2 separate regions of the Mus musculus genome follow, and region 1 is linked to region 2. A link is a loop called in an ENCODE intact Hi-C map of the cell type or tissue named here. Cell type or tissue: gastrocnemius. All regions are shown on one strand. Each heading gives the region's core, and the rest is flanking DNA. Links, peaks and the distances in the headings are about the cores only. Region 1 overlaps Rad9b (RAD9 checkpoint clamp component B). Region 2 holds the start of Tctn1 (tectonic family member 1).

Region 1 (12,664 bases), core at 6,454-8,953, 77 kb before region 2:
GAGTTTAAGGCCAACCTGGTCCACAGAGTAAGTTCCAGGACGCCAAAGCCACACAGAGAAACTCTGTCTCAAACCCTCCCCTACGGGTCAAGAAACACAAACAGACAAACGAAAAACAACGACAACAACACAAAACAAACCAGGTGTGATGGCACAGGCCTATATTCCCAGTGCCAGGGAGGCAGAGCTCAGCCAGCTATATATCAAGTGTGAGACCAGTTTGAACTACGGGAAACCTATTTTACATGCCAAGATAAATTAAATTTAAAAGAATGTTAAGTGACTGGTTCATATATTAAAGCAAGAGAAGATGTTTTAAAAGTGCTAAGTCCAAGTGAAGTGTGGTGGGTAAAATCGAGAGCACATAAAAATTCCAAAACCTGACAGTTTATAAGCATGCATTCCCAGAATGGCTGCTGCGTTAAGTTATAGCTTCTCCCCCCAGGCAAGGTATGAGGTCAGTCACTTAGGGCTTTTCTGTCACTTCCCACACTTCATGCATTAACGTTGTGGTCACTGTGGACACTGACAGTTTTACGGTATCAGAGCTTGAGAGTATAGATTTTGTATGTGTATGTTCAATATAGATATATACACATCTGTAGGTACCATGTGCAAGTTCAGTGCGCACGGTTTTATTTGAATGTATTTGTGGCATTATGGTCACAGCAGGATTGACTCAGGATAGAAGTCGGTCTTCTCTGAAATAGCTCACTTATTCCTTTCCAGCTTGCTCTGAGATCTGTGAATTCTTGTCATTCCACGTATGGCTACGTCCTGTTTTCATCTATGTTTTTTCAACATTATCAGTGGTCACCCTTTGCCACGATGAGTGATACTGACTTACCACTGAATTTAAATTGCAAATTGGCAATAAAGGTAAAAACAGTTGATTTTCTCTTATATGGGAGGAATACTCCTTTTGTAGGGCTTAACAGCTGTACTATACTTAATCATTTCTATGCCATTTATGAATATACAGACGTTCATCTGTTGGGCTTTTTAAAGTTAATGGGGTAGCCATAGTAAGTATGTGTTTAATGTTTACGATGTGTTTGTATTGCAGTCAGTTCTGCCAATCTTTAGATGTCTGAATTACCTTGAAAGAAGTGTGGAGAAGTGCACAGTAGTCGCCAGAGCGGATAAATGCAGAGTCGTCATTCAGTTCTTCGGCAAGCATGGTAGGTGCAGCAGAAAGTGGTGTGTTTCTTAGTGTCTTTGTGCGTACAGTCTGCAGACGACTTCGGAGTGGGTTCTGTGCAGGAATGCAGTGTGGCAGGTGTGACACCTGTCTTTGCAGGTGTAGTGTAAGCAAAGTGGCCGAGGTTATCTCCTCAGGACTAAAAGGCACAAGCTCGTCTGCATGCAAAACAAAACAGCTTTTTAAAACGTCCAACCAGGGAGGTGGATCAGTCAGCCTTGCAAGCAAATGATCTGACATCATGATCAGGACCATGTTTTTAAAAGAAATGTAGGTATGGTGACAAATGCTGGTAGATCCAGTGCTGCAGAGGCAGAGAAGAAGGCAGGTCCCTGGGACTCACTGTCCCCATAGCCTAGACTACCTGATGAGCTTCAGAGCAGTGAGAGGTGCCTCTTAATGAAGAAGGGGGTCCAGATGGAAGACAGACTCGGAAATGACATCTGAGGTTGACCTCTGGCCTTATGTCTCTCACACACACACACACAGGACACATGCTCCCTACATATATGTTCAGTTGAACATGAATTTGTTTTTCTAGCTGGACACAAGGCCACACATCTCTGAACCTAGCACTCAAAAGTGGCTGAGACAATCAGGTCATGAGTTCCAGGCCAGTGTAGCAATATAGCTAGTTTGTTTTTGTTTTTGTTTTTCTCTAGACAGGGATTCTCTGTGTAGCCTTGGCTGTCCTAGAACTCGCTCTATAGACCAGGCTGGCCTCAAACTCAGAAATCTGCCTGCCAAGTGCTGGGATTAAAGGCATGTGCCACTACTGCCCGGCAATATAGCTAGTTTTAGGCTCTCACCTATGGAGTGGAATCCTGGCTCAGAGAAATCAATTCATACTTGTATCATTGGTCCAACTCTTCCGTGTTCAGGAATGCTCTTCTGGAAGGCGGTAGCCTTCCATTCACTTCCATACAACTGTTAGAATCATATTTCTTCATTTTGACTTACGCTTATCTTAATAATATATTTTTACTTCAGTGAAATTTTACTCTATAAATACAAATGGTGTAGCATTATTTCTCCCTTCTTTGAATCTAAATCTATGTAATAGGAAACCATGTGAGGAGCATACTTAAAAAGACAGCAAGGCTGACTGTCACAAAATGTAACTGTGAGTTCTATTCCATGGCCTGTTAGCTTTGTGGAAGAACATAAGCTCTGGGAGCCTTCCCTTTCGCTGTGTACACTGGGAGTGGCTTTGCCCTCATGCCACAGGCCACCGTGGGGAGAAAGTGAGGTCATACAGGGGACAGGCCTGGGTCCGGAGCCTGTTGCAGAGGGAGTGCTCATCAGCCAGGACCTCAGGTGGATTTCTGAGAGCCAACTCTTCAGTATCCGCATCATCTCCAACATGGCTCTGTTATCACTATTCGCAGGAAATATTTCTGTACTGGGCTCAATGGGGTGTGTCTGTGACCCCAGCCCTTGAGCAGGTTAGAGGCAGGGGGATCAGCAGTCCAAGGTTATTCTCAAACTACTACGGGCCAACCTGAAATACATGAGTTTGTCTTGAAGCAAAAGCAAAAACTGAAACAAAAATATTGGTGATGAATCCATTTAAGATAGTTTTTGAAGAGTGCTTTTATTATGCAGAGTGCTTTAAGAACGCCTTTACAGAGAACAGAAGGGGCAATCAGACAGTTCAGCCCAATACCACTGGCTCAGGTCAGGGTGAAAGTTCCAAGTTCCACTACAGGCACGGTTCAGTCCAGCCTGCCCCAGCTGCTGCTGCTGCTTCTGTTTCTCATGCCTTCTCTCCCCTCTTCTTTTTCTCCTTCCTCCTCCTTCCTTCTTCTTTTCTTCCTTTTCTCCATCCCTCCTCCTCTCCTTGCTCCTCCTCTCATCCCTCCTTTTCTTCTCCTTTCTCTTCTTCCTTCTTGTCCTTCCCTCCCTCCCTCCCTCCCTCCCTCCCTCCCTCCCTCCCTCCCTCCCTCTCTCCCTTTCTTCTCCCTCCCTTCTTTCCTCCATTCCGTCCTTCTTCTCTCATTGTCTTTTTCTTTCTTTTCACTCACCGGGTTTGGTTCACAGCACACAGTGTCAGTACTACCAAGAGCTTCCTAAAATGTACCTTGTACATCCCTTGACAATGCTTGGCTCTGCTGTGACTAGACCAACCTGGACCAACCTGGACTCTACCTGGTCGCCTAGGGGCAGTGTTGTCATCCGTTTGGCTAATTGCCATATCTGGACTACTTTCTACTGTAAGGTTTATGCCATGGAGTCCTGGAGTGGATGGGAGGGAGGACCAAAGGCAGGACTGTGGGAGATGCTCAACTCAGTTGACTGCTGGAAGTACAGATTGGAACTTTGGGGGGAAATTAAGAGTTAGTGACGTCAGTTTAGTTCTTCTGCTAGTAGAAAATAATTGCCCAGACCTGAGCTGCCACAATAAACTAGTCACCTTGACTCAAACCATAGACAGTGTGCAGAAGGGCAATTGGCAGACATCTGAAAGGAATAAAGATTCTGTCCACCTGTTGATGCTCTGCCCAACGCTTTGTTTTCCTTCTGCACTGCCCACAGAGTTGCTCAGCACAAATTCTGCAGAGTCCCTGAGAACTATGCTCTTCACATAAGTTCTGTGCTAGCTCGAGAGACAGGCCTGCACAGAGAGGGGCTTCTGGAAGGGTTCTGTGGGTCTGGAGAGAGTGAAGCTCTGATTCATGCACGTGCATTCAGGAAAGTGGAGGCTGGAGTTGCTGAGGTTTTTGTTGCAAGGTAACTTATAGGTGTGCTAATGATTTCAAATTGGTTAAAACAACAACAAACACTGAATAACCACTACTTTTGACGGTGTCCCTGCCTTTGAAAGCACAGCTCCACAGATATAGTAACTGTGTAATAATGGCAAATCCTAAGTTTAACTGTTTCGACTGTTTCGGGTCTCAAGAGTTCTCTGAAGCCACTGAGAGATGTTCTGAACTTTGTGTGGCTGAACCTAAAGCACATCTCCCAACAACTATAACTAACTGCAGCTGCTTCCCCATGTGTACCATGACTCAGCCCACACAAGTGACACGGATATATACATATATTTTTTTAAAGATGTATTTATTTATTATATCTGAGTACACTGTAACTGTGTCTTCAGACACTCGAGAAGACGGAGTCAGTCAGATCTCATTACGGATGGTTGTGAGCCACCATGTGGTTGCTGGGATTTGAACTCAGGACCTTGGGAAGAGCAGTTAGTGCTCTTACTCACTGAGCCATCTCTCCAACCCCCAAGATTTATTTTTATAACAGACATTTGACAACTTTTGAGCTTACTGTTTTCCCAAAACGGCCGCCCCAGTGATTCCTTTAAAATAGGTCAGATGAGGCGTGGTGTCTTTAATGCCAGCTCTCAGGAGGCAGAGGCAGGTGGTACTCTGTGAGATGGAGGTTAGCCTGATCTACATAATGAGTTCCAGTTACAGGATAGTCAGGGCTACATAATGAGGCCTTGTCTCAAAAAAAAAAAAAAAAAAAAAAGTCATACTGTTGAGTGTAGTGGTGGAACACACACCTAGCCCGCAAAAGGCTGAAGCACAGGATTTAAGTTTGAGGCTAGCCTGGCCTACATAGTACTAGCGAAGCCAAGGCTAAATATCAAAAGCCTGTCACACACAGAGAAAAAGCCAAGTGACTGATTAGATCACCCCAGAGTTCAAAACTCTGAAATACCTTCTCATTTACCCAGAGACAGGCCAGTGACCTCCAAATGCCCTATATCCTTGTCCAGGGACCAAGAGCTATATATAGCATGCTCCCTAGTATGTATGTTCAGCTCCACAGCCTATTGTTTTACAGGGAAAACAAAACATCAGCAGAAAATCCTGTCTGTTTCATAAGGTATGAAGGGCCAGTAAGATGGCTTAGAATTAAAGTTCTTGCTGCCAAGTGTGATGACCTGAGTTCAATCCCTGGAACTACATGGGGGAAGGAGTGAAGCGACTCCAAAAGTTATCATTCGACCTCCATACACATGCCATAGCATATGGATCCCCCCATACAAAACAAAAACAAATACTGAAGAAAATTTTGTGGCTGGAGAGATGAACATTGGCTGTGTTTTTAGTGGACCAGAGTTCATATTCCTGCACCTACACTGGGCAGCACAAGCGCCTGTTAGAGCAGCTCTGGGGCATCTAACACCCTCTTCTAACCTCCTTGGGCATGCACTTACATACATAAATATATACATACATACATACATGCACATACATACATACATACAAATAAGGTTTAAGTAACAAAGGTCTAAGAACACAGATTTTGTCTGATTTGCTCTCTCCTAGTGTCACAGGTTTAACTTACCTCCCCAGTGAGAAATCAGGTCAGTGCTCAATCCGCAGGCAACCGGTTCTGGCTGATCTACAAAAGGGAGCGTGCCCTGAACAAAATCCCATCAGCTTAGGTAGTTTCATGGTCCCAAGTTACACTTTGTACAATAAACATGTCTCCCGTAGCTATTTGAACAAATGGAGAGACTTAGATTTACAATGTAAAATATTGTCATAGTTTTCCTGGAGCAAACCAGGGCTGCCCTTCCAGAGCCGTAGTTAACCAAGGCCATCCTGCCTGACTGGGAAGAATTGTGCTATTTCTGCTAAGAGAACATGGATTTAATGAAGGGTCAGGACTTAATGGCAGCCCTGGTCTGCTGCTGCCCACTTTGAACTGCACTAGAGAAGCATGCTCTTCTATGGGAACGAGTCTAATGGCCAGCTGTGTACTAGGAATGTCTTCTTTTGTTATGGGCATAGGGTCTAATTGGAGGCAATCTTAATGAATACATCTTAACAGAAACAAATACTCATCAAAACCTACACTTCAGTTATGTTCCAGGACAACTATTTCTTCCCTGCAGTTTCTACAGAGCATGATCATCCTTGAGCACTGCTTTAACTAAATTCTACATTGTGTAACTTAGTATTTCCTAAACAAGCTTCCTAATCCTTTATGACCTCAGTTTACCATGCCAGTTTCTCCTGTATCGCTAGTTCAAGACCTTAAAACTGTCCCTCTGTGGTCGCCATCAAAAGTTGCCATATATATATATATATATATATATATATATATATATATATATATATATAGCCCCTGACTTCAAAAGTTGGAATCTGCCCCTCCACTTTGAATCTCAGTGTGGTTTTCTGTTGTTCTTGATTTGTTTTAATGTATATGGGTGTGTTGCTTACGTATCTGTGTACCATATATTTTTGCAATGCTTGAGGAGACCAGAAGAGGGCATCGGGCCATCTGGAACTAGAATTACCAGTGATTATTGTTGGCATCATGTGGATTCAACCCAGGTCGTCTGGGAGACCAGCCACTGCTTTTAATGATGGAGCTGCCTCTCCAGCTCCAGCTTACCATGGTCTGATTTTGATACCAGCAGTGATTTGCCTAGGTTCCTCGCCTGGGCCTCCCAAGTGTCATTGTCAACACTGCCTCAGAACTTCTCTACCAGTCAGAGAAGAAGCCAGGGATAGACTTCTGGGTGCAGACTCTATGGCCTCAGCCACCCTTCTTGCTCCCACTGAGGTCCCAGACAGACAATGAACTCACCTCAGATGATCCCCCACAGCTAAGCCTACGTTAGACTTCAAGAACCACTCAGTAAAATAATGAGAAATGACAGGTGTTTGCTGTTCCAAGGAACTCAATTTCAGAGTGGTTTGCTATACAGCCAAATGAACAAAATTTGATGATACATAAATGTGCATATTTATTAAGTTAATAATTATTGGGTTTGGTAGTTCACACTCAGCACTCATAAGCAAACGCAGATTTACTAATGCTTGAGACCAGCCTGGTCTACATAATAAGTTTCTAGCCACATCTGGCAGTCAGCCAGTCCTTGTTGTTCAGTAAAACAAAACAGCAAACAATCTCACCAAACATATAACCTGAGAAATGTGTCAAGTTTTATTTAAGACCAGGTCTGATTAACTCTGGCTGGCACTAGACCTCACTCTGTAGACCAGGCTGACCTTGAACTCACAGAGATCTGCTTGCCTCTGCTTCCTGAGTGCTGGGGTTAAAGGTGTGTGTGCCACCATGTCTGGCAGTTTTTAAAGAATTTTTAAACTAAAAAAAAAAATGTGTGTGTGTGCATGCCTGTGCGGGTGTGTGGTGTGGTTCAAACTAAAGTCATCAGTCTTGGTGGCAAGATGGTCTGAGCCATCTCTTTTGTCCTCACAGAGCTTACAACTGATGGGAACACCAGTTCCCGGGATCTAGAACCCTCTTCTGGCCTCTGAGAGCACCAAGCACACATATAGTGCACAGATAGACATGCAGTGCACATACATAAATAAAGGCAATAGTCATATTGACCCAGTTCTCCAGCCCCCGAAATGCCAAGCATTTAGGACAGGAACTCTTGACCCATATTGCTATTTCTCCTACAGTAAAAAGAAATCACTGACCAGATTTAGAGGCCTAACTGCTAGAAGTCCTATAAAGAAAGACTAGTCCAGAATCAAATATTCAAAAAGAGCCTTGTAGATTGATGACCTGTCGTACCAGTTACAGTTTCACATGCGTTTCTTTTCAGGGGCTAGACCTAAGTTTTCAGAGTGCTTGCTTATCATGGGAGAAGTCCTGGGCTTGACCTCTAGTACTTGAGCATGATGGTGCATGCCTGTAATAGAGGCCGGAGCTTCAGGAGTTCAAAGTTATTCTAAGCTATCAAGTTTGAGACCACTGGGCTGGGTGAGACCGGTCTAATTTGCTGAGATGTGATATGTTGCTCCTTGTCCACCAGGGGGCGACAACGCGTTTCATGATTAGGGCCACATTCCACTGCAGGTTGTATGCACCTGCCACACAGGAAACATTACTTTAATTTTATTGCTTTAAATTAGCTGTGAAAGGCAGGCTTTTAAAGCCTGCTCATTTTGCACTTATAGTTATTAAGAGCTTGCTTTGTTCTCTTTAAGGTATTAAAAGAACTCACAATGTGTATTTCCAAGACAGCCAGCCCTTGAAAATTATCTTCGAAAAGAGTCTGTGTGCGAATATCCTGATGATTAAACCAAGGTAAAGGGTCTCCTGATGCCTCTTTCTCTTCGGAACACAACGTGCTTGTGCACCGAACAATTTACCCCAGAGCTTGTCTTTCCTTTTTAAGATTATTTTTAAGGCGGCACACAAAATGCTGGGGTTCTGTGTGACATTTCACACTGAGTACATTGCACTTTGGCCACACTCACCACCCTGTCTTACTCCCACTTCCTCCTAGAGCTTCCTAGCCAGTTATGCTTTTTAAAAAGGCTAACACGTGATTTAGAACAATCACTGACATTGTCAGGAGGAAACTCTAGAAAGACAGGTGACAAGCTGCTTAAAGGCAGCAAATTATTAGCCAAGAGCTCTGAAATACACCACCCAAGGCTTCACACTTCAATCCAGCCAAAGAGGAAACTCGGTTGTGAGACTTCACGTCTAGACAACTTCACACAGGCCCTAGGACTCGCAGCCTGAGGACATTGGAACATTTTTATGCAAATTGATTGTCTTATTCTATTGTTTTCTAGGAAATGGACTGAGCAATATTGTCCTAGAAAGGAGCTCTTTCAGTTCAGTTGCAGCATTGGCTGTTAATTAGCATGACTCTGGAGCAAAGCCTATTCTATCTTACTGCTCTTTTAAATTACAAAAGGAATCCCTTTTCCCTGAAGCACGTCCACTCATCCACTCGCACTTGAACCTGGCTCCTCTGCCATGTCTGTAGCTCACGTGGCAGGGTAGCTCTGTTAACAATCTGGTGCCTCTCCTTACAGCACACTTCTCCCCAGCACCCCCAAGTTGTGTGTGAATGCATGTGCCACTGCGCATGCATGGAGATCAGAGGATGACAAGCAGGAGTCAGGTCTTTCCTTCTACCTCAGGGGTTCTGGGGATGGATGGATGGATGGCACTCAGGCCAGCGGGTTTGGCAAGCAAATGCCTTGACCTGCTGAGCCATCTCTCTGACCCTAGCCTTGCCTATGAAACTTAAGCTATTGTGAGGAACTCTATATCAGTTCACTTAAATCAGTCTTATTTTGAGTAGTTGCTGTTTTCTTTACATTGTGTGTCTGAGCTACAGTTTCCTACTGATGCCCTTACAAGGGAAATTTAGATAGCTTCCTCTTTTTTGGATGTCAGAAACAATACTGTATGGTACACAGATTAGTATCTGTTATCTATTCCCGTGGAACAAAGTTTCCCCAAATGTAGAGCCTTCACAAGTCAAGCATTTATTAATCTGTTGAAATAGCTGGGTCTCATGTGGATGGATGTTCCTGGATCAGGGTCTCTCCTGAGTTTGAGTAGTGCCACTAGGACTACAGTGTCACCATGGGGAGGCACCTCTGCTCACAGGTATGGCTGCTGGAAGCTCAGGAAAACCCATTCCAATTGTGCAGATTGCTACTGAAAGTCCTCACAAATGCTAGATAATGATGGGAGAGGGCTCCCAAGACAGAGGCCTCAGGCCTTCTACACTCTCCTGTCAGAACTGCTACCCCACAGCTCCTGCAATTTTTTGTCTGAAAGACTTTAACTCCAACTCACACTCCGGAGAAGGGATTAGGGACCAAGGACAGGGAGGAGAGGGTCGTTAGGGCTCTGGTACAGGGTGCCCAACAGAGTCATAAAATGGAGTTAGTGGGTCACAGGCTGATAAACTTTAAACTCCCGAGTGTTCTGATAGCTGTCACCAATCTGTCTTAGTCAAGGTTTCTATTCCTGCACAAACATGACCAAGAAGCTTACACTTCCACACTGCTGTTCATCACCAAAGGAAGTCAGGACTGGAACTCAAGCAGGTCAGGAAGCAGAAGCTGATGCAGAGGCCATGGAGGGATGTCTCTTACTGGCTTGCTTTCCTGGCTTGCTCAGCCTGCTCTCTTATAGAACCCAAGAACTACCAGCCCAAGGATGGCCCCACCCACAAGAGGCCCTCCCCCCTTGATCTCTAATTGAGAAAATGCCCCACAGCTGGATCTCATGGAGGCATTTCCCCAACTGAAGCTCCTTTCTCTGTGATAACCCAGCTGTGTCAAGTTGACACAAAACTAGCCAGTACACTATCTGAACAGTTTGTCACTTCACACTCTGCCCAGTGCAGAGTCTTTCCAAATAGAGGACATTATAAATCTTTACAAATGCTGACAACCTCACAGGTAAAATGGTGGCTTTTTCATTCTTCCTAGCCTGGAGATTATATATCTACTCACAGCGCGTGCTCACACCTGAAGTGAGCCTTGAACCTAAATGGCCTCCTGCTTCTGCACCCAGTGTTAGGACTATAGGTGTGTACATCATGACTGGCAATTTTCTTCTCCTTTGACTTGCACATTCATGTTGCTTTTTAAAATCAAGTTCATTTGGTATCATGCTGTCTGGGGTGTAACAAAGTGATAGAGAAAAGCTTGACGTGTGCAAGTCTCTCTAGGTTGTATTTCTATAAACACAAAAGAAGAAGGTGCTTAGAGCCCCAGTACAGGGCAGGCTGAGGCAAAAGGAGCATGAGCTCAGGTCCAGCCTGGCTACAGAGCGAGGCTCCGGCTCAGAACAGGCATATCACACCTCCACTTGGAACAAGGGAGAGCCCCCGGCTGAACTGATAGTTGCTCCTGGCATTCTGGCATAAAGATACCCTGTTAACTAATGTCTAGCATCAGGCTGACAACTGAGACTGCATAAATTCTAAGAACATCATTTTTATCCCACAACACCTCAAGTTCGAGAGGACAACAGAACTTTGCAGTTTCTATTTGTTTTGTTATAAAGCAATTTATTTTATTTTAATTTAAAACATTGTATTTTTATATAAAGAGATGTTTTGCCCATGTGTATGTCTATACACCATGTGCATGCCTGCCCTCAGAGGGCAGAAGAGGGTATTGATCTCCTGGAACTGGAGTTACAGAGGGCTGTGAGCAGGGATGTGGATGTTAGGACTGGGACTTGGGGCCTCTACAAGGTCAGGCAGTGCTCTTAAGTGCTGAGCTGTCTCTCCAGCAATCCAACTAGAAATGGGCAGAGAAGACCTGAGCGTGCACAGAGTGCACAGGAAGGTGCTCAATAGCGTGGTCACTAGGAGAGCAAAAGGCCATCCTCAAGCCTGTGGGTCTCACCTTGCGTTCTCCATAAATGCATTTGTTATTCCACAGGGAGCAGGGATAAACCAGGCACGGTCGCTCTCCCCTGCAATCCTCTCTGGAGGCTGAGGCAAGAGGATTACCTTGAGTTCCAGACCACTCTAGGCTACAGAATGAGGAGGCCTTGTCTCAGAGAAAAGAAAAGAAAACATCCCAAGGGGATCTATAATAATAGGGTATTTGGACGTCAGGAGAACCTTGAAGTGAGAGGTATTAATTAGATAGTCTAGCCATAGGTGGTGTGAGAACATCTACCTGTTAGGCAGATTCGTTACTTTGCAGTTGTTGGGACAAAACACAATGACGAGCAGTTTATCAAAGAAAGCTGTGCTGGGCATAGTGGCTCACAGCTTGAATCCCAGCACTCAGGAGGCAGAAACAGATCTCTGTGAGTTCCAAGCTAGGGTTGTCAACACAATGAGCCAAGTTCCAGGACAGCCAGGAGGTAGAAGTGACAAACTGTTCAGATAGTGTACCAGGCTCTGGTACAGTGTGCCCAACAGAGTCATAAAACGGAGTTAGTGGGTCACAGGCTGATAAACTTTAAGCTCCTGAGTGCTCTGATAGCTGTCACCAATCTGTCTTAGTCAAGGTTTCTATTCCTGCACAAACATAGGTAGAAGTTTAATTGGGCTCTCAATTTCAGAGGGTTAGAGTCCTCTGTGGCCTCAGGAACAGCTGAGATCTCATATATCAGAACTTCACGTAGGAGGCAGAGAGAACTAAGTGCCTATAGCACCTGTCTTTTGAAACCTCATAGCCCATACCCAGTGTCACACCTCCTCCTCCAAGACCACACCTTCTAATCCTTCCCAAACAGTTCCTTCAACTGGGGACCAAGTAGTCAGACACCCAAGACTTAGAGAAACCGTGTCAGTTCAAACCACCACATGGGTGACTGGCTTAGTTCATCTCAGCTGTATTTGAGCAGCTCCATCTTCTACTGTCTCCCTAATGGCATGAAGCCAGTGGAAGGGGCCATCTTTTTCCTCTGCTCATACTGCAGCCGCTGCGTTCTTTCCCAAGGTAGTACTGACATATCACATGCCCTGGATTTTTAAGCTCTCTCAGCTGGCCTACAAAGGAAGGTACAATTTAAAAATACTCACAATAAGAAGGAAGGTAGACCTTTGAAGGAAGTCTCCTAAATAATAAACAGGCCTGTTTATTTCCAGATTCAAGACTTGACTACCAGTAAGGTCTTAGCTGTGTTTCAAATAATAGTAATACTTTTGTCACCGTTTTACAGACTGCTGACTGAGGCCATTGCTCTTCTGACATCAAATCAAGAGGAAGTCACCTTCTCTGTTAC
Region 2 (12,664 bases), core at 4,967-7,466:
GTGGTTTGAGATAGCTAAAATTGTTCTGCTAGGTTTTAACTGGTAACTACCTAAGGACCTAAATTTTTGGATTGAAGAAACCATTCATTCCCACCTCCTCTTCCTACTCTAAACTATGAAAACTGTCCTCAGGTTGTACAGTGGGTCTCCTGGGTGGGTCTAGGTGCTCCCTTCTCTGACCAATAAAAGGTCTGCTCTTGCTATTAAGGCAGATCTGCATTTATTTACCTCTGCCAGTTTAATTCTTACTTTGCGGATCCCAGGGGTCAAACTCAGGTTATCAGGCTTGGCCCCAGTCTTATTTACTGAGCTATCTCACCCGCCCTACCCGTCTCCGCAGCCCCCACCCCCCATCCTTTTTGGATGATGCTGGGGATTGAACTCATGGCCTCCTGAAAGCTATGCAAATGCTATCCGTGTACTACTCCAGCCCTTTCTGCCTAAACATAAACGAATTAATTAAAAACTTGAGATTTAAGAAATGAAAAGGGTCAGATGAGCAGCTGGTATCGAAAGTCTTTAATCTCGGCACTCTGGAGGCAGAGGCGGGCAGATTTCTGAGTTCAAGACCAGCCTGGACTACGGAGCAAGTTCCAAGACAGTTAAAGCTACACAGAAAAAATCCTGTCTGAAACCCCTGCTCCCAAAATAGACTAGTGAAAGTAGTGAGTGTTTCCTTGACTTTTGCCATGAAGCAGAAGATGAAATCCCAAAGGTGAGCTGAGAGAGAAGTGGGAGAGGCTGAGCACTAGAGCCTCAGGCTGGTGGAGACAGGTTTGCTCCAGATGTCTGGGAGGACATGATATGCTCTGGGGACAGACAAAATAAATAAATAAATAAATAAAACTGTCCCTGTCACCTGCCAGAAAGAAGCCAGAAGCTGAGAGAGCAGCCACCCAGGCTGGAGAAGCAGATGTTCAGGCTTGAACTGAAATCTTGGGAGACAGCCTCGGCAGGTGTGAGAGGGAGGGGGGAAGCTTTGCAAGGTGCTCCGAGAGGTTTTAAGAGAAAAGAACAACCCACAAGTTTAAGGAACCCAAGAAAAGCTGAGGTAACCATTTAATTAAGTCAGTGGGAAGAAAATATTATTACTCTTTTTTTTTTCCAGTGATTCAGGGAGGTTAGTCATCTCTTTGGGAAGATCTAAACTGGAAGCTGGGTTTGTGTGGCTCATGCCTGTAATTCTACTCTCTGGAGGCTGAAGTAATGAAGATCAAAAGTTCAAGACCAGAGCTAAGAAACGGCTCAGCATCCAAATGCACTTCCTGATAAACCTGATGACCTGGGTTTAATCCTGGGACCTGCAAGTTGTCCTCTGGTCTCCGTATCTGCACTATGGCACATGCGTGCGAACACACACCCACACACACATGCACGTACGAGGCCAGCCTGGTCTACAGAGTGAGTTCCAGGACAGCCAAGGCTACACAGAGAAACCCTGTCTCGAAAAAAAAAAACACAATAAAAATAATAATAATAATTCAAGGTAGTCTAAGCTACAGTAGAGAGACTTTACATCAAAACAAAATCAAGTTAGTTTGCTCCTTGACTTCTTATACACATTTCACAAAATGAAGAGACAAAGGAAAAAGAGAATACATTCCAGGCAGGAAATTTTTAATCCTTTAAAATTTGTATCTATGATTGTGAGTGTGTATAATGCATGTGTGGGGGTGCATTGTGGGGTGCATGTGTGTGAGTGCCCATGTGGAGGTGCACTGTGGGGGTACACTGTGAGGTGCAAGTGTGGGGACACATGTGGGGTTGGTTCTTTCCACCTCTATGAGGATCCCAGGGATCTAATTCCCATTGTGGAGCTTGTCCACCAAGCTCTTCCCAGTCAGCCATCTCAAATGCTCTTTTATTAAAAACATTATTTAGCCAGGAGTGGTGGCGCACACCATTAATCCCAGCACTCAGGAGGCAGAGGCAGGTGGATTTCTGAGTTTGAGGCCAGCCTGGTCTACAAAGTGAGTTCCAGGACAGCCAGGGCTACACAGAGAAACCCTGTCTTCAAAAACAAACAAACAAACAAACAAACAAAAACCCCATTATTTATTGTTTAGCACATTCACACACCCAGAGGGTGTGCACATATGCATTCACATGGGAGTTTGTGTGTGTGTTCATTTTCTCCATCCTCCATGTGGGTTTTAGGAATTGGATTCAGGCCATCAGTCAAGTGTCACCCTACTGAGCAATCTTGCTGGCCCACAATTGGTTTTTTGTGTCCAGGTTTCATTATATAGTGCTGGCTGGCATTGAATTCTCCATACAGACTGCCCTTGCCTCAGGCTTACAGAGATCTGCCTGCCTCTGCCTCTGCCTCTCTAGTAAAAGGTCTGTGCTACTACATCCAGCATAAACCTTTTCTTAAAATTACATTTGTTTGTTTGTTTGTTTAGCACATGCGTATGTGATGTCATGCTTATGATGTCAGAGGAGAACTTGGAGTGTTTATTTAGCACATGCGTCTGTGATGTCATGCTTATGATGTCAGAGGAGAACTTGGAGTGGATTCTCTCGTTCCATCTTTGGTTGGTTGGTTTGCTTTGTTTTTGGAAACGGTTTCTTTGTGTCCTGGAGCTCACTCTGTAGACCAGGCTGGCCTTGAACTCATAGATCCGCCTGCCTCTGCCTCCCGAGTGCTGGGATTAAAGGCGTGCGCCACCACTGTGTGGCTCATTCTATATATGGGTCCCAGGGATTGCCATCAAGTCAGCAATCTTGAAAGCAAGCACCTTTCTTTACCCATGGAGCCATCCCACCAGCCCTAATTGTTTGTTTTAAAGATCAAACCTCAGAGCTGGGAATGTGGCTCAGTGGTAGCACACACTTATCTAACATATATAAGGCCCTTGTTTCAACCCCTGTTACCTACCTTGCCCCCACTCCACTGTAAAAGAGAAAAGGAGAAAGAAAGGGTAGAAGGAAGGAAGAAAAGCCATGGTTTGAGAGACATTTCTTGTTTCTCTTTTGTTGGGCCTTTAAAAACAGCTGTTTTAGGGGTTGTAGAGATAGCTCAGTGATTAAGAGCACTGACTGCTCTTCCACAGATCTGGAGTTCAACTCCCAGCAACCACATGGTGGCTCACAACCAGTAATGGGATCTCATGCCCCCTACTGGTGTGTCTGACATCAATGACAACGAACTCTCATATATAAAATGTGTAAATCTTAAGAACAAAAACCCAAATATTTTGGATTTATTTTATTTCTACAAATACAAGAGTTTGCCTGCGTGCATGTGTGCCAAGTGTGGGCCCGGTACCCAAATAGATCAGAAGGCATAAGATCTACATGATCCCCAGGAACTGGAGTCACAGATGGTTATGAACAGCCACGTGGGTGCTGAGAACTGAACCTGGGTCCTCTCTGTGATGAACAAAATGCTCTTAACCACTGAGTCATCTCTCTGGTCCCTTTGGGTTTTTTTGCTTTGTGGTTTGGTTGGTTTTGGAGACAGGATCTCACTCTGTATCTCAAACTGGCCTGGACCTCACTATGTAGCCCTGGCTAGCCTCAAACTCACAGCAATCCTCATCTCAGCCTTCTGAATGCTGGAAGAGAAAAATGTTCATAAAGCAGGAAGTCAAGAAAGAGTTCCTATCTAGGGACTAAGGGAAGAGATGGGTCCGGGGCTAAGGGATCTCGCTGGCTTTTTCAGAAGACCCCAGCTCAGTTCCCAGCACTTATATTAATAACTCCAACTCCAGGGATCAGGCACATGTGCACAAAGAAGGAACTCACATCTAGAATACACAACTAACTACACATTAATAAAAACCACCAACAACAAAAATCTAAATACCCACAAGACAACTTGGAAAAGAAAATCCTTGTATCCAATAACTAGGAAGAGACATTCACTCCCGGGGTGTCCACAGAGAGACGCCCACAGTATAGAGGCTAGCTCCAGCGGCACGGGGGAGAACCAAGACTTCTGTGTCACATGGAGAATGGGAACTGAGGAGAAGGCTATATAGCATAAGGACCAGAGTTCGAGTCTCAGAACCTACATAATCAAAGCTAGATACCCAGATGTGGTGGCACGTTGTGTTGTAATTCCTGAGATAGGCAGACTCCTGGGCCTCACTAACCTGCCAGCCTCGCCTGCTCTGCAAGCACTAGGTCAGTGAGAGACCCAACCCTGTCTCAAATAACAAGATGGAACCCATGCACATGAACATGCACATGTGTACACATGCACTCTCAAGCGCGCACACACACAGAAATTGAGAACTTTTCAATGTCCTGGAGGAAACTGGGCGTGTTGGCTCATACCTCAAACCACAACACTGAGGAGACTGAGGCAGGAGGATTGCTGTGAGTTTGAGGCTGGCCTGGACTATCTAGTGTCCTGTCGCAGTTTTTTTTTGGAGATTAAAACCTTCTATTTTGGAGGGAAATGCCTTAAAACACAGGATGTTAAGTAGAAGGTATAACAGTAGGATATTTAAAAATGGTGTGTGTGTATATATGTGTGTGTGCTGTCTTTGAGTCATTTCTGCTTCTGTACGTAATCCCTCATCCATATTCCTATAATTAACTGCAATAAAACTCATTGGTTCACCAAGTTGGACTTCTGTCTGTCACTTGTGGCCTTCCAACCTAGGGTGATGGGAAGTTCAGTCTGTCACTGGTTCCTTCCCTGCGTAGGGTGAGTGCATGTTTATTCATGAATCCCTGCTTACAGTCTCAGAGGACACACAGGGAAAAGCCTGTCTCCAAGTAGGGTGTGGGTGTGGGTGTGGGTGGGTGTGAGGGGGCCAAAAGTTCAGTGCAAAAACGAGGAAGCAAACCTTGTTGAGGTTGGGCAAGATGAGGAAACTTCTTCTATAGGTCATCTGGGGGTCACAGAAAGAATTTGGCCTATTTGAGGTGTGGAGTGATGGACGTCGGGGAGATGTCACGTGGTTTTCTTTTTGGTCCTTGCCTCTGTTTGCACGACCCAGAGATTGTCCTTCACATCTAAGTCAATGGCACTGGAAAGCAATTCTCAAATCCTGCCCTTTCCTTCACCTCCCCAGTCCCGTTCTTTGTCAGTTAATTACCAGGGACAACAGGAGAGTGAGAAGCCAGAATGTCATACATGACTCACACAAACGCACCTCAGAAAGGGATTCAACTTGCCAAAGCCCAAACAGCTAATGTGGTGAAGCCTGCCAGGTGTGGTGGCGAAGACCTTCGATCCCAGTTCTCCAGAGGCAGAGGCAGACGAAGCTCTGGGAGTCTGAGGCCAGCCTAGTCTACATAGTAAGTTCCCAGACATCTAATCCAGGGCTATGGCAAGAGACCGTGTCTCCTAAAAACAAAACAAAACCCCAAAAACCCGGCAAAAGTCATAGTAAATAATGTCCTTTGCAGATAATGTTTATTGTATGCGGGAGGGGGGGAGCATTTTAGTTTTGAGGAAGAACACCAGTTAAGGCTCTGACTTGAACTAACATTGCTCAACTGAATAATTTTCTGGGTGACCCTTCATCTTCCCTGAAAGAAGACTCTAGAGCCCTTGTCCATGGTAAGTTTCTTGTTTGTTTGTTTGTTTGTTTGTTTTTTGAGGCAGGGTCTCTCTGTATAGCCCTGGCTGTCCTGGAACTCACTCTGTAGACCAGGCTGGTCTCGAACTTAGAAACCTGCCTGCCTCTGCCTTCCAAGTGCTGAGATTAAAGGCATGTGCCACCATGCCTGGCTCCATGGTAAGTTCTAAGTGTCTTTAAAACTCTTTATTTCTTCTATACTGGGGGCAGGGGGAGGCAAGTATGTGGCGGTCAGAGAACAACTTGTGGGATTCCATTCTTGATTTCCAACTTGTGGGTCCTAGGGCCAGAACTCTCTGGTTGTCAGGCCTGGCGAGAAGCACTTTGACCCACTGGGTCATTTCCCTGACCATTAAGTGTTTTGTTTTGTTTTGTTTTGTTTTTGCTTTGATTCGATCTCACTGGTTCTCCTATTAGGTGCTCAGTTAACATTTGCTAAATAAACAGGAGCTAATGAAAAAAAAAATGTTTCTCTTCCCCTTGGAGGTGACTAATTTTAATGACAAACGCTGCCACCTTCAGGTCGAAGGTGGAAGTGTAAGGTTCAGAACAGCAAACTGTGGTAACCTGTCAACTACATTCAAAGGCAATATTACATTTTTCTCTAGTTTTACACAGACTCTAATCAGCCGGCACCTGTCCTTTCCATCAACAACAAGGCCACACTTCCTCAAAAAAAGACCACACCCCCTAAGAGTGTCACTCCCTGTGGGCTCCCAAGCGCTTGGATTAAAGGCATGTGCCACCACTGCCTGGCTTAGTAATGCATTTTATGATTTATTTTAAGGATTGATTATGTATACGTGTGTGTATGTGTGTGTGCATATGCACATGTGAATGCAGGTACCAAAAGAGGAAGTCCAGTTACCCAGATCTAGACTTACAGACAGTTGTGAGTCACCTGGAGTAGGTTATAGGAAACAAATTCAGGTCTTCTACAAGGGCAGTAAGCCTTCTTAACCTCTGAGTCATCTCTCCAGCCTCTATTTTACATTTAATTCTATCTATTCTTTTGTTTTTATTTTGTTTTTGTTTTTCTGAGACAGGGTTTCTCTGTGTAGCCCTGGCTGTCCTGGAACTCACTTTGTAGACCAGGCTGACCTGGAACTCAGAAATCCACCTGCCTCTGCCTCCCAAGTGCTGGGCTTAAAGGCGTGCGCCACCACTTCCCAGCTCTGTTTATTCTTTCCAGTAAACTTGGGGTTATAGGTAATGTGCATGTGTTGTAACACGGGCTGCAGCAGCAGTGCCGACTGAAGAGGCCCCATGGAGCTTCAAGAAGAGGTGACCGAAAGAGGAACTTCCTGCAGGTCCCCCAAACAACAGTGAAAACATGTTTACATCACAGAACTCCAAACAGATGTCGGGAAGGCAAGAGCAACAGATCTCAAAGGGGTGTGTGTGGGGGGGTAAGGGTAGCTTAATTCCATTTTGAAGCCCGATTTCCATCCCATGTAGACCTTTAACCTTGCTAGGCAGCTGAAGCTGACTTTGAACCCCTGATCTTCCTGCCCGCCATCATCTCCGGAGTACTAGAATCACATTCCCTTCCTTCCTGCTGTTTTTCTCTCAGACAAGATCTTTCTATGTAGCTCAGGGTGGCCTTGAACTTGGGGCTGTTTCCCTGCTGAGTGTTTCAAGTATCTACTACACCTGGCCTCAGACTGTGTGCTTTGGTAACTGCAAAGTCAGTGGGTCAGCGCACGTCAGTTGATGGGATATTAAGAGCCAATTTAGGTTGAAGGTGCACACACCTGCAGTTCTGACACTAGGGGAGGCTGGCCAGGAAGGGGCAGAGGATACACAGTAAGACTTTGTCTAAAAAAAACCAACAACAACAACAAAAAACCAAGGCTGGAACCTGCCTTGGTATGGTGCCTTGGTATGGTGCCGTTGGTATGGTGCTTGTCTCGGATGCATGAGGCGCTAGGTTGGATCTCCAGGGTCATCTGTACTGGGTACAGCGATAGGCACCCTGCATCCCACCCACTTGGGAGGAAGGAGAGGGAAGACCGGAAGTTCAAAGTCATTCTTATTTACATAGTGAGTTTGAAGCCAGCTTGGGCTACAGGAGACACCCTGACTTGAAACAAACAAACAAACAAACAAACAAACAAATTTACCTGACAAGGAGACACCACCGCAAGCCTGTCAAGTTAGCCACAAACAAAAATGGAAGTGGAGTTGATCATGCCTAACCTCCCAGTGTTTCAAGAGCATCCAAAACTGGAGTTGTCAGACTCTATTGGTGGGGAAAGAACACTGGGGAGTGGCTCTGGAGAAAGGTTGGGCGGTTTCTTATAAACTTACACACAAGACCATAGAATGTACTTCTAGGAAGGGTATCCAAGAGAAATGCAAATACAGGTCTACTTAAAGTCTAGTATACCTGTTAGAACGGCTTTCATTAAAAACCACTGAGGGGCTGGCGAGATGGCTCAGCCAGTAGGAGCACTGACTGCTCTTCCAAAAGTCCTGTGTTCAAATCCCACCAACCACATGGTGGCTCACAACCACCCATAATGAGATCTGATGCCCTCTACTGGAGCATCTGAAGACAGCTACAGTGTACTTACATATAATAATAAATCAATCTTTAAAAACCACTGAAAACTAAAACCAAACCAAATTCTACACCCAGTAAACTTGTTACTTGTTGCCAACAAAAATGTTGACTGGGAAGAAACTCCAGCATAGGTGACTACTATATTGCTTATATTCATATATTCAGTTTTGAATAATGGAAGCGTCACATTTAGATGTGTGCTTTTATTTGGGTGCACACACTCATGCAGGTGCCCCCAGGGACCAGAGGACCGGTTTATATCCTTTAGAGCTGGAGTAACACAGGTGAGAAGCCACCATGCTGGTGCTGAGAACTAAACCCTGGTCTTCTCCAAGCAGCAAGGGCTCCTAATGGCTGAGTCATCTCTCTAGCCCCTAGATGGACTCAGTGAATTATGATGGAAAGAAAGAAAGAAAGAAACTAACAAATGAGTCCCCACTGTCCCCTAAGGCTTTCGAAATGTATGAGCAGATAACAGTCTACACCTTGAAGTCAAATGTCAGAAAATTACATTGAGGCTTGAGACTGGATAAAAGGATTTTGAGAACTTTTCACAGAATGATTTGAAGCACAGGGCTGTAAGACTTAAGGAAGGGCTGGAGAGATGGCTCAGCGGTTAAGAGCTTGGGCTGCTCTTCCAGAGGTCCTGAGTTCAATTCCCAGCAACCACTTGGTGGCTCATGTCATGTCTATGACTGTCTCATGGGATCTGATGCCCTCTGCTGGTGTACATACATACAGACACAACACCATATACAAAAAACAAAACAAAACAAAACATAACTAACCCTTAAAAAATACCTGAGAGACAGAGGCAGGTGGTTCTCCGAGTTCGAGGCCAGACTGGTCCACAGAGTGCATTCTGGGACAGTCAGGTCTACAGAGAGAAACCCTGTCTCAAATTCCTCCCCCATCCTCCCCCTACCAGTAAACACACACACACACACACACACACACACACACACACACACACACACACGATGAGAAGAACATTCCAAATGATATAATCATAAAGGCAGATATGGAGGTTGGATGCGGTGGTGCATGCCTGGCATGAGGCACTGACATAGGGCTGCCTTGGGTTCGAGATTAGTCAGGCACAGAGAGATCCCGTCTAAAAGAACCAAAAAGTTAAGAATTCTTTTGTTTCTCTTATCATAAATAAATCCGTGGACAGAAGTGCTCTGGCGACCTCCTGCGATGTATCCAAAGGCAAAGAAAGTAAAGAAAGTGTTACATGGGGTAAGAAATTCAATGTAACTTAAAGGAACCAAGTCACTTCTAAACATGCGCTGCGGGTCTTTTATTAGAAATACTCTCTTCTAGGCTCTGCCCTAGTCTTGACTGACTCCGAATTCTGTGAGGCTATAGCTGGGAATCTACATTTTTAAAAAAAAAAAAAAAAACAACCACGCAGCACCCAAAGTGTCACAACAGAAGTTTACATCTTCCGATTTTCTGAGGGCTCCTTAGAAAGAGCTGTCTCATACCCCGCCCCCACCGGCCCCGCCCCTCCTCTCCGATTCCGCCCAGGCCCCGCCTATAGCCTCGCCCAGCTCCCGCCCCATTCGCGGGTCTGACTTCAGGCCCCACCTTCTTCCGCAGACCAGTTTGGCCTCGCGAGCCCTTTCCCGTGATACCTAGCGCTAGGCTGTGACTGTTGCCCGGGCAACAGACGGGCCTAGCTCCCCGGCGCGGGCTACTCTGCTAGGCCATGGGGTCGCGGGGTCTCCCGCCGCTCCTGCTGGTGCTCCTAAACTGCTACACCTCTTCGAGCACCCAGGTCATTGCCATCCCGGCTGCGGCCACCCCAGCAGTGACGAAGGAGGATCTCAATTCCACCAAGGCCACCCCCACCACTCTGCAGCCCTCCCTGTCGCCTAGGACCCCGGGAACTCCCAGGGCACCGGAGCGCTCTGGCCCCAGGCCTACCCCGGTCACGGACGGTGGGTACAAAGGGGTGACCCCCCTGGAGCGGGTACACCAGCTCAAAGTTACCCCCTTCTCAGCCTCCCTGTCGTTACCCTCAGGGGGAGATCGGATCTCTGGCACACAAATGCGGAGGGCGGGGCTCAGTTACTCCCTTTTCCGCATCATTGCAGACGGCTGCAGTGGGGTACTAGATAGAAACCTACAGAATGAGTTGAAGGCAGTACTGGTAGAAGAAAGAGTGCTAAGTGGATCTTCGTCCTCTCCACGCAGACACACGGACATGGGCATCCCAGTTGTGTCTAGATTACTGAGAGCCCAGCAGATATTTTCAGGGTGATTAAGTGCGTTTTAGACATTTTTTACCAGCTAAATGGAGTTATTAAACACACCTGTTTCATCCGTATCTACTTACCGCTCGGAATTTGAAGCTTTGGCAACAATTCGTGGTTGTAAATTTAAACACATGAGGTAGTGGACTTAATTGCTCTCTCCCTTTTACCCATCCCAGTGAAGGGAGTATGGCGTTCTTTTAGTGAGTACGCGCAGTTGTCCATGGCTAGAGAGGACCTAGTCAAGGAGGAGCTAATTTGTCTTTCGGACTAAGAAAGCATTTTTCATTTATCAATAAAACTCCCCTTTCCCTTCGTGCCTTTCCAGAGCGTTATACCACTTTCGGGGGGAATTTTTTCTAAATCTTAAAAAAGTATTTTAAATTGTGTGTGCATATTTGTATATGTTTGTGAGGATGGGGTGGATATATATTGGCGCCCTTGGAGAACCGAAGTGGGGAGCTGGAGTTTGTTTGAGAGCTGGCTGACTTGGGTCCTGGGAACAGAAGTTAGGTCCTGTATACAAGCAGTATGTGCTTTTAACTCCTGAGCCATCTCCCCAGCCTGTTCTAGAACCATTCCAGTCTCCTGCCTTCGCCTTCTTTCCTAACTTTGTTCCTGACAGGTTTGCTAAGTGACCCAGACTGGCCTGTAACCTGACATCTTCCTGACTCTGCCTCCCAGTTGCTGAGATTCCCAGGTGTGGGCCTCCCAGCCTGCCTCCCATCTCTAGAGCTTGTTTTTTTGTTTTGGTTTTTTTTTTTTTGTAAATTTTGAAACCATTCATTCATACAAATAAGAATGCTATGACATCCCGTCAGCATTTGGCTAAAATTCTTTGTTTGAAGCCTGAGATTATTGCCCCTCTTCCCCAAAAGGAAACCAAACATTACAGTTAAGATGCAGCCCAGGGGGCTGGAGAGATGGCTCAGTGGTTAAGAACACTGACTGCGCTTCCAGAGGTCCTGAGTTCAAATCCCAGCATCTACATGGGTGGCTCATAGCCATCTGTAATGAGATCTGGTGCCCTCTTCTGGTGTGTCTGAAGACAGCTACAGTGTAACTCATATAAATAAATAAATTAAAAAAAAATCAAGCCAGGTTGTGCAGGTGGTACACTCTTTAATCCTGGGGAGGGGTGGGGGAATCTCTGAGTGTGAGGCCAGCCTGATCTACAAAGTGAGTTCCAGTCAGGGCTACACAGAGAATTCCTGTCTCAAAGAAAAACAACAAGAAACAAACAAACAAACAGATTCAGTGACACCTTAGCTGGGGAAAGGCAGGAACCATGGTGGAAGGCACCTGTGACCCAAAGTAGCCTCTGCTTCAGGAAGCAAAGAGCAAACAACCAAAATTGCCAAAGCCCTGGATGCATTATTTCCTCTCTCCTCACAGTAGTCTGTGCCATGAATTCAGTTTGTTATCTTTGTGCTATATATTGTTTCTTGTTGTTGTATGTTGTGGTTTTTTTTGAGATTATCTTATCTATCTGTATGCCATATACGTGCCCCGTACCTTCAGAGGCCAGAAGAGGGCATGAGATCCCCTGGAGCCAGAGTTAGAGATGGTTGTGAGCGGTCCTGTGGGTTGTGGACACCGAAGTTAGATCCTCTGCAGGAGCAGCCAGTGCTCTATCGCGATCACCCCGCCTCTTTAGCCCTCTGTTGTTTCTTTGAGAGGGTTTTCTCCATTGACAGAGATAGAATGAGCAGGGTAGTAAAGACAGTAGTAAACTGAGCCAGTCTATCGCGTGCTCAGTACTCTGCGAGGAAGCTCTCCCTTCTGCTCTCGTGGAGGTTCTCTGCCTGATCGATGCGAGTCCTGAAGACTCAGTCACAGTGGCTGTCAGGGTGGCTGAGGTCTGAGTTGCTGTCTGGGTGGGGGTGGGGGGATGTCCCTGCCTTTCCTCCATGTTGTTGTTGTATCCTGTCATAAATGCATTACCTTATATTGTAAAATTTTAAATTACAAAAGGACATCATAAGCCAAATTAGGAACATTTGATTATTGGTCAGGATCTTACGACTTTGAGTTCAGCAACCGGCTGCATGTGAGGAAAGGGACAAGGCTGCCAACAGTCCTTCCTTGGAATCTGCTCTGAAGGAGACGTGTAGACCCCTGCAGCCACCTTAGGGAGACACTGGGGTGGGGTACTCAAAGTGACTTGTGTCCATGAGCGACTTTTCCCCCAGTAGGAACCAGACACCGTTGTGACATTGATTTCTGGCATCCCTTGGTGGCAGGGAGCAGTAACATCTCACTCACCCTCTGAACCCTCACTGACCTGTCTCGTAGTT

What was found. Hi-C counts contacts between places; a loop is a spot of excess contacts. Peaks named below come from ENCODE experiments on the same cell type or tissue, not always from the same donor. Only the 100,000 strongest peaks of a DNase experiment are listed, where the experiment ranks them.
Region 1: a loop joins it to region 2, with 7 times the contacts of the local background. A loop is called at or near these places in 34 of 42 quality-filtered maps.

Annotation. Positions count from the first base shown.
Region 1 is chr5:122,339,776-122,352,439 of GRCm38, reverse strand. It overlaps Rad9b (RAD9 checkpoint clamp component B), which reads left to right. Exons shown (of 13, transcript NM_001382853.1): 3 at 730-879; 4 at 1,067-1,181; 5 at 8,143-8,242; 6 at 12,602-12,664. Among named protein-coding and RNA genes, the nearest start is that of Rad9b, 8.1 kb to the left of the region's middle. In gastrocnemius, for the core only: a CTCF peak has its summit at 7,970 (motif pointing right); DNase peaks (open chromatin) are centred at 6,503 and 7,971.
Region 2 is chr5:122,261,526-122,274,189 of GRCm38, reverse strand. Tctn1 (tectonic family member 1) reads left to right here and starts at 9,730. Exons shown (of 14, transcript NM_001039153.3): 1 at 9,730-10,052; 2 at 12,663-12,664. The coding sequence starts at 9,821. In gastrocnemius, for the core only: a CTCF peak has its summit at 6,068 (motif pointing left); a DNase peak (open chromatin) is centred at 6,064; H3K27ac peaks cover 291 bases.